Linked DNA regions of Homo sapiens: all the other regions are linked to region 3. The links are chromatin contacts, found by Hi-C or POLR2A ChIA-PET in ENCODE. All regions are on one chromosome and are shown on one strand. The core of a region is the stretch at or near the end of the contact, and the rest is flanking DNA. Distances in the headings are between cores, read along the strand shown.

Evidence for each region. Hi-C counts contacts between places; a loop is a spot of excess contacts on that map. ChIA-PET counts read pairs that join two places held with the same protein, here RNA polymerase II (POLR2A). Pooled maps may share reads with other maps.
Region 1: a loop to region 3 is called in a map of CD4-positive, alpha-beta memory T cell, with 11 times the contacts of the local background. The contact joins the promoter of EIF4G2 here to the promoter of EIF3F in region 3. A Hi-C loop is called at or near these places in 1 of 168 maps with a recorded cell type or tissue (CD4-positive, alpha-beta memory T cell) and 6 of 50 pooled maps. POLR2A ChIA-PET finds 5 or more read pairs at or near these places in 1 of 52 experiments (B cell).
Region 2: a loop to region 3 is called in a map of CD4-positive, alpha-beta T cell, with 10 times the contacts of the local background. The contact joins the promoter of AMPD3 here to the promoter of EIF3F in region 3. A Hi-C loop is called at or near these places in 2 of 168 maps with a recorded cell type or tissue (CD4-positive, alpha-beta T cell and naive thymus-derived CD4-positive, alpha-beta T cell) and 7 of 50 pooled maps.

What each region holds. Positions count from the first base shown.
Region 1 is chr11:10,807,620-10,810,319 of GRCh38, reverse strand. EIF4G2 (eukaryotic translation initiation factor 4 gamma 2) reads left to right here and starts at 1,394. Exons shown (of 22, transcript NM_001418.4): 1 at 1,394-1,615. LOC101928053 (a long non-coding RNA gene) reads right to left here and starts at 1,023. Exons shown (of 3, transcript NR_120540.1): 1 at 954-1,023; 2 at 399-463. RefSeq lists enhancers at 310-916, 992-1,041, 1,552-1,811, 2,542-2,621 and a silencer at 1,222-1,271.
Region 2 is chr11:10,453,814-10,456,513 of GRCh38, reverse strand. AMPD3 (adenosine monophosphate deaminase 3) reads right to left here and starts at 1,250. Exons shown (of 15, transcript NM_001025389.2): 1 at 1,066-1,250. RefSeq lists an enhancer at 326-375.
Region 3 is chr11:7,985,983-7,988,682 of GRCh38, reverse strand. It overlaps EIF3F (eukaryotic translation initiation factor 3 subunit F), which reads right to left and starts at 1,346. Exons shown (of 8, transcript NM_003754.3): 1 at 967-1,346. The coding sequence starts at 1,330. RefSeq lists enhancers at 1,052-1,101, 570-1,108, 1,109-1,648, 1,532-1,711.

The sequences.
Region 1 (2,700 bases), core at 145-2,644, 2.8 Mb before region 3:
ATGGTGACTATTCTATAGCAAAGATCTACAGATGTTGGAATTGTGTTAAAAACCTTCAGAGCCACACCACAGCCTTCTATTACATTTAAATGTCGTAGGAAAAACTGCAATTTTCCGGAAAATTGTATTAAGGACCAGGTGCTCTAATACCAAGAGCTGTTTTGACACATCAAAGGTTAAGTTTGGGTCTTTGAAAATCCTGCCTCTTACTGAACACTTTAAAAGTCATTCATGTTAAAACACACACATTCTTGCCTTTGACTATACACTGTAAAAGTACTACATGTTAAAATGGAGATGGGGACATTTTTGTTGTTTAAGTTTATGGAAGTATGACTCCATTTTAGTATAGCTACAATGTCGCAAACGATGGAATAAGGTACTCATCAATACATTACCTGGTAAGTATAAATAGTTCAACTTGCCGGCTTTGAAAAGCTTAATCCTATTTCTTATGGTGAACCTTAAATAAAATGAAAATACACAACTGACAATGTTTAACGTGCACTTAAACAAACAAAAAACAAAAAAAAACAGGAGCTAGCAATTCGAAATCCTCCAAACACCCGCGGAAGTCTGACACACAGGGTGTTTTCCTCGGTGACCGCCAGCCGGACATTCCTATGGGAAAAGCAGCTTCTTCTGTGCGGTTCGAAGAAAATCAACCCCTTCCTTTCATCACTTTCTCATTCACTCTGCAGGGGGTGGGCCAATAAGGAGCTGAATGAAGCTCCCCTTTGGCATCCGGGCGCACGTCTCGCCTCCTCCCCACTACTTTCTGGGTTCCCTAAGGCTGCCGAAGCCGAGGACCTGGAGCCGGGTAGTGTCCCGGCGCTGCGCCCGGGGGCTCCAGGCCTCAACCCGAAGGGCTCAGCCCCGGGAGAGGCCAGGCACGCGAGGGCAGCCACAGCTCCAAGGGGCGCCAAGAAAAGCAATGCTCACTCGCCACGCACAGGGTTCGGGGGAGGTAAGGGTGCGTTTTCTTCCCATATTCCCGGTGAGAAAACGAGGTCGAGGGAAAAGGGGATGATACAACTGGAGCATGGCATATGGACTCAGTGAACAAAGGGACTGGAGCAAGAAGCAGCAGCCACGCCAACGCAGACTCAAAAGGGCTCTCCGGCTTTACGCACGCAACCCTCATCTCGACAGCGCTCGGCGCCCCTTACGCCACTGGCTCAGCCTCAGAGACTTCGCGAATATGGCTTTGCGCACTGCGGCGGGGCTGCGCCGCAACCGAGCTCAGCCCTGTGGCTCCTCCTCGCTGCCCTGCGCGGATTGGTGGCAGACGGCAACCGGGCCGCTGATTGGGCGGCGAAGGAGCCATTCGGGGAGACTCTGGTGGGTTCGGCTGCCCCAAGAGTGATAAGTTCGGCTTCAGACACGCCTTAGCGCCAGCAGTGAGTCGGAGCTCTATGGAGGTGGCAGCGGGTACCGAGTGGCGGCTGCAGCAGCGACTCCTCTGAGCTGAGTTTGAGGCCGTCCCCGACTCCTTCCTCCCCCTTCCCTCCCCCTTTTTTTTGTTTTCCGTTCCCCTTTCCCCTCCCTTCCCTATCCCCGACGACCGGATCCTGAGGAGGCAGCTGCGGTGGCAGCTGCTGAGTTCTCGGTGAAGGTGAGTTGAGCCGCTGCCGCCGCCGAGTGGAGCGCTCTAAAATGGCCGCCGTCCCTGGTCGCTTCTTCTCGAGTGGTACAAAATGGCGGCCGCAGGCGGAGCCGGGTGGGGCGACCCTTTTTTAGCATTTCCTCTGCGCTTCAGATACCTGGAAAGTCTTGGCTTTTGTTCTCTCTTCCTGTTGCTGACGGAGTAGAAGGAAAACGTCAGTGTTGGCCAGGCCGCCGTGCGGTCATGGCCGGATGGCCGACGCCTGCAGGGACGAGGCCGTGGCGGACCGAGGCACGGCTGTGCTCGGACGGCGAGGGAGCGTGGCTCGGACCGCTAGCGCCGTGGCGGGAGGCACGCGGGCCGGCAGGGAAGGCCAGGCCGTTGGCGCGGGACCAGGGAACCGCAGGCGTCCCGGAGCCTGGCCTCCCGGCGGGGAGGTGTGTAGGACCTGGAGTCGGCAGGGGCTGCCCTTCGTCGGGGAGGAAAGAGAGAGTGATGATTTCTGCCCCTTTTGTCAGCAGAGGAGGCCGTGGCGAGGCGGTTGTCAGTCCCGGGGGGATTTATGGTGCAGGAGGGGGCCCGCTTGGAGGCGGCGGGTGGGCAGGAGGCCGCCTTCCTGCTTGGAGAACAAAGAGCTGGGCGCCGGGCTGGCGGGGGTGGCCTCAGCTGCTCCTCCCCGTCGAGCGACCCGGGCCTCGCGGGGAGGTTGTCGGAAGCACTTCCCTAACTTGCGCCTGGGTGGGAGGAATGCTCCGCTCTTTTGTTCCCAGGAAGGGAAAAACGGGGCGGAGGTTCCTGCTGCCATGTTGTGGCCCTGGTCTTCCGCCTGCAAGTGCTAGTCCTGTACACCCGGCCCCCTCTCGCGCGTCTTTCCACGAGCTCTCCACGGGGAGGAGGCGAAAGGGTGGACAGGGGAAAACTGCTGAAGAGCTTTCGGAGAGACCTCATCTAGTCGCTGGCCTCGTCAAGGCAGTAAAAATTCCTAGGGCAGACATTTTCCACGTGATGTTGCTCGTGTCTGTAGTTAGACTTTTCTATTGATCTCAGTGCTCAGTTTTAAAGATAGTAGAATGTGGCTTTTTCAAAAGATTCGT
Region 2 (2,700 bases), core at 1-2,500, 2.5 Mb before region 3:
GCCACAGTCCCTCCAGAAAGGAAGCCCAGTGCCACTGAAATCCCCTCGTTATACGAAGGAAGCTGGTTCCTACTCTTGCCAGACTCCCCTTGCAGAAGCCCCGACACAGACCTGAGCCTGGCTCCATGACTGGTCCTGAAGATGCCACTCAAGTGATGCACCCGGGTGAGGTGCTGCCTGCCACCCAGGAGGCTCAGCTGAGTCAGTGCGTGCGTGCAGCTGGCTGGGTCCTGTCTGCCGGCTGGAGTAGGAGGTCTCTGTTTTGCATATCTGTGAGCAGCAGTGAGCCAGAGCAGGAAAAGCCTGGGCTGGAAATTCTCTCGTGAATATGAAATATGAGTGGAAAATTTCCAAGAGCCCTGAAGTCCCCAGGTAATCCCAGTTATCCAAAACAAAATGGCTGTGGTATCCTGAATGCAGTGTCCTGGCCCTCTTCACAGCCCTCACAAGAGGAAACTAAAGCGGCGGCTTCCTCTTTACAACAGTAAACTCAGCCGTCCTGCCCAGCTGCAGGAGATAAGCCACAGCCTCCCTCTAACGCCCAGCCTCCTCCTGAAAGCTGAGTAGCAACGAGCGATATCATCACCTTTGCTGCTTCCGTTCTGAACGTGCTTCAGGCCTGGCTGCATTTTATCAAGGGGATTGGTCTCAGGTACAGCCCGACCTGCCTCTTCTCAGAAAGCCCCCCTAAAGCAGCCCTCCCAAGGGCACCCCATAACTGCCAGGGGGAGCTTCAATCCCAGTTGCTAATACAATCCCCTCCATCCCCTCCTCCTCTGAAAGGGAAAGACCATGAACTGCTTCCACCTTTCCCAGGAAAGGACAGAGACTCAGGGAGCAGGAACTGCCTCAGCACAGAGGCGGACAGAGGACAGGGGCAGGCTAGGATGAAAAGCTGACAGCCCCATCCCACTCCTTCCTTTCTTCCCAGAAGGAAGCCCACATCACAGGTGACTGCGAAGCCTGATAAGCTTTACCAGAACCCCCACCCCCATCCACACACACAGAAAAGGAGTACACCCCAACTGACCCACCGGAGCCCACCCCAAACCCTCCCCTGCTTACAGCCGCTCACTGCTCCCACGTGGGCCTCCAGCTCCGAGCGCTGGCTGGACTCTGCCACTCCTCCTGGGGAAGGTGGAGCCTGCCTCAAGTGACCCACAGGAGCAATCCTCTAAAACCAAGCAGGGTTGATTAAAATGGCATCACAGGGTGCAAAGCTCTGATCTTCATCTGCCCTTTAGGAGAGTGGGAAGGCTCAGAACAGACACATAGCCTCCCAGTGACTTAGGCAAATCCTGTGGTCCTGGGAAATAACCATGAGCAAAATGGCTATTTCTGTGGTGCTGTTGAAATCCTGGGGAGAAGAGCTCAGGAAGGATGGGTCAGTTGTTTACCGGGAGGCTAGCTGTAACCCTGACTTGGGCCTGAGTCACCTCCGCATGTCCAATCGTGAGGTTGTGTCTTACTGAGCTCACATCATAATTCCTGTGTGCACAGAGCAGTATTACAGGGTTGACACATGATCCTCGGGCTGCTGCTGGGCTTTAGCTACCCAGAGATTACGGCCCACCTGTCCTCACAGCTGTTTCATAAACAGTGCAACCAGCAGGCTACAAGCAACCTAGAGGGAGGGTAATATTTATTCATTAAACAATTAAATGAACTTACAGTATGAGAAAAAAATCCAAGCCCTTAGTACTATTCTGCCAGAAGGAGGAGGGGCAGATGACTTTTTCTGCTAGTGTTTTGGGGAAAGGGGAGGTAGAGTGGGGACTGCAGTGGGAGGATTCCAGCCCAAGGATTTAAGTCCGACACGTTCAGGGAATTTTATTCTGCACCTTTAACCGGATCCCAGCTAGCCTTAGTCTAAACAAGCATTTTTCAAAGTGCAGTCTGCAGAACATGAAAGGTCAGAAGGCTTGGAAAACACTGCATCCTGTAGTCCCTTATGGGTATTCATGCACAGTTTCTACTAGCAAATTCAACACCTGAGAAGTCCTGCAGTAAAGAAAGCTGCTTAACTTTGTTTAACCCGACGCACTTATTTGACCATCCTAGAACTGCTGTCATAGGAAAAAAACACCTATTAATATCTTGTGGTATCGGCTTTGGGAAACACCCTCCACCTTGAGTCTTCATTTTCCAACTTAGAGAAAGCTGCCTTCCTGGAGCCCAGTTTACAGGTATGAGACCCATTGCATCGGGTTCAGACAGAAACCAGCAGCAGCTCCACTAAGATGACACAGGTTGTAACAATGACCAAGGGTCCTGCTGAAGCCAAAAGGCGGGAAGACTCCCCAGAACATGGGCAGTTTAGAAGAAAAATACAGTTCTGTCCCAGAAGAGCAAGCTCTTCTCAGGACCTCACAATTCCACCTTGAGCCTAACTTGTTGCTGCTTCTTGCAGCCAAGATGTCTCTGTGGACTGAAGAGCACTGATCCCAAGCTCAAAGCCTTATTTCCCTTTCGAACAAACATCAAGACAATTTATGATAACCAGATACAGGGCCCGCTTCTCCTGCCCGAGACTAGACTGCATCCCCTTTTATCACTTAAGCACCCCTTACAAACTCTAAAAGACAGGAGAGGACGGAATCAAATTATGTCTCATCAAGAAAGATATCGGCCGGGCATGGTGGCTCATGCCTGTAATCCCAGCACTTTGGGAGCCCGAGGCAGGTGGATCACAAGGTCAGG
Region 3 (2,700 bases), core at 97-2,596:
TAAGAACTAGTAGATGTTCAAGAGTATGAAAGAGAAAGAATGCTTGTAAATAAAGTGGATTCACAAAGCTATTTAAAATCTGGCACTAAGATGGAATGGAAACGAATTTCATGGGACCAGCATAGTCTCCAGAAAGGAATTTATTATCAACAATCCCTCTTTAGTGCTTTTCCATTTTACAAACTACTTTAACATAAAATATCTATTCCCCAAATTTGGAACACAGGCAGAGAATGGGTCATTTTTCGACCTGAAGGTTAAGGGCAGAAATATAAACAGATAATACAACTGTTTGCGTCCAAATGCAAAATGGGGGAACAGGGTTTCTCACATTAGGTACTAATATTAGGGGACACTGAGGGACACAGATCAGGCTCAGACGTTTAGGACAGCAGAACACTATAAAATCCCAAGCGGGTTCCAACCAAACCGGTTTACTTGTTGGGAGGAATGTTTTTTTACAAACGTCCCCACTCCTTTGACAACTGGTTAGAAAACTTTGTCAATACCTGGAAAACGATGACATTTAGTCAGTGGATAAGGGAGAAATATGTGGTCACTGGTATAGGGAGTCAAGGGTTCCTGACTTCCCACTCGGCGTGTGAACTCATTTTTGGTAGATGCAGCCCATCATACTTGCCATAAACTGCTGTTTATGTAAAATGTAAACCACTGGCATAAATGTAAACCACTGGCATAAAATATTCAGTAAATGACACAACTACTCCTTGTGTATTTTATGTCGCTTAAAGTGACAGCAATCCGGCAGGAGAGAGAGGAGAGATGCAAGTGCTTGAGAAGATAAGTCACAGCAAAAGGTAGGATGCAGATATAGATTAAGAGGTCATTGGGGATGGGAGGAAAGGACGGTAGGACACCAGGAATTAAAGAATTAATGAGTTAGGGGAGTGAGATAAATGAGAAGTGGGAGGAAGAAAAGAATGTTAACTTTCTCTGACCACTCACCCAACAGGGTCCCGATAACTCGGGCAGCACCCTCGTTGCGTCTCTCGTAGCTGTCCACAATGGAGGCCAAAATGACTGGGTGCAGCCTGACCACGCGGCCGCCGGGGAAGGGCCCTGGAAGAGCAGGACCAGGCAGAGCGGGCGCTGGGGTCTGCGCTGGAGCTTGCGCTGAGGCCGGGGTCTGGCCAGGAGCCGCAGTTGCAGCCGCTGCTGCCGCAGGGTCTGAGGATGAGGCTGGAGCCGCAGCGGGAACCGGAGCCGCAGCCGGTGCTGGCGTTGGCGCTGGAACTGAGGCTGGGGCCGCCGCCGGGACTGGGGTTGGCGTGGCCGGAGGAGCACTTACTGGTACCGCCGGTGTGGCCATCTTGTCGAGAAAGAAGGAGGCGGAAGCGGAAATGACAGCATTCATGAATATCAGGAGCTTGATAGGCTGAATATACACCACGTGAGCTAGAGCTTTTTGCTGATTGGTTACTGGTGATACTTCTCGGAGCACTGAAATAGTCCCGCCGTTGGTAATTTCTTCTGGAATTTGTGCGCTCTGCTTTTGGCCCGAGGAGCACTCAGGAAACCCTGGGCTAAGTAGTTCCGGGTAAAACTTGGGACGGCGTTCGAAGAGAAACACTTTGTGCAGCTGCCGCCAGGTGGAACCAGAAAGCAGCGCGGAGGTCGAAATTCGTGTTTTAGACTTAAATGAGATAATGGATGTCAAAGTGCCTTTAAAAAGGATTTTAAGGCCAGGCGCGGTGGCTCACGCCTGTAATCTCAGCACTTCGGGAGACCGAGGCGGAAGGATCGTTTGAGCCCAGAAGCTCGAGGCTGCAATGGGCGAGAAGGAGAACTTAGCTGGATTTCTCCTGCTGCTTTGAGAAGAGACTGGAGGGTGAGGGGAGGTGAGGAGAGGGAGGCGAGAGAGGGAAAAGCAGGGAGACCTGCTGGGAGGCCACTAGGTAATCTAAGTGAGAGATGATGGTGGCTGGGACCAGGCTGGTAGCAGTAGAAGTTCTGAGAAGTGGGAAGATTATGGATATATTTTGAAGGTAGTTTCAATAGGGTTTCCTGAGAAATTGTATATGAGGTGTGAAAGAGAGGAGTCAAGGAGGACTGCAATTTTTTTTTTTTTTTTTTGTACTGAGCGATTAGTAGGATGAAGTCACCATCAATTGAGATAGCAAAAGCTGTAGGTAGAGCAGGTTTTGGGGAAAAGATCCTGATTTCATTTCTGAATGTGTCACCTTTGAGATGTCCATTACACATTCAAGTGGAGTTGTAATAAGGTGTATAAACTAGTCTGTACTTTAGGAGAGGATTATATGAGGTATTGCCTTGTAAAGCTCTTAGCACATGCCTGATATACAGTAGTTATTAAGTCATAGCTATTATCACTATGTGATGGAGGGAGCTCTGACCATAACCCACTGTGTAACTTGGGGCAATCTACAAGTTTTTTCTGAGCCTCAATTTCCTTCTTGGTATAATGGGGTGATAACATCTGCTTGTAAAGACAAAACAAAACACCAAAAAAACTGTCAACTCCCTTAATTAGGTCAAGTCCTAGTGTCCAGCTGGCAAGTGGATAGGTGAGGTTGAACTTCTTATCCCTGATTCTGTGCCCAAGAGTTGATTTCTCCTTGGAGAAATCTTCCATTATTAGAATTCACATGACGCTGCTCCCCTGTAAATGCTCTGTGTAGACATGCATTCTTTCTTTCACCAAAACAAAGGTGAACAGCC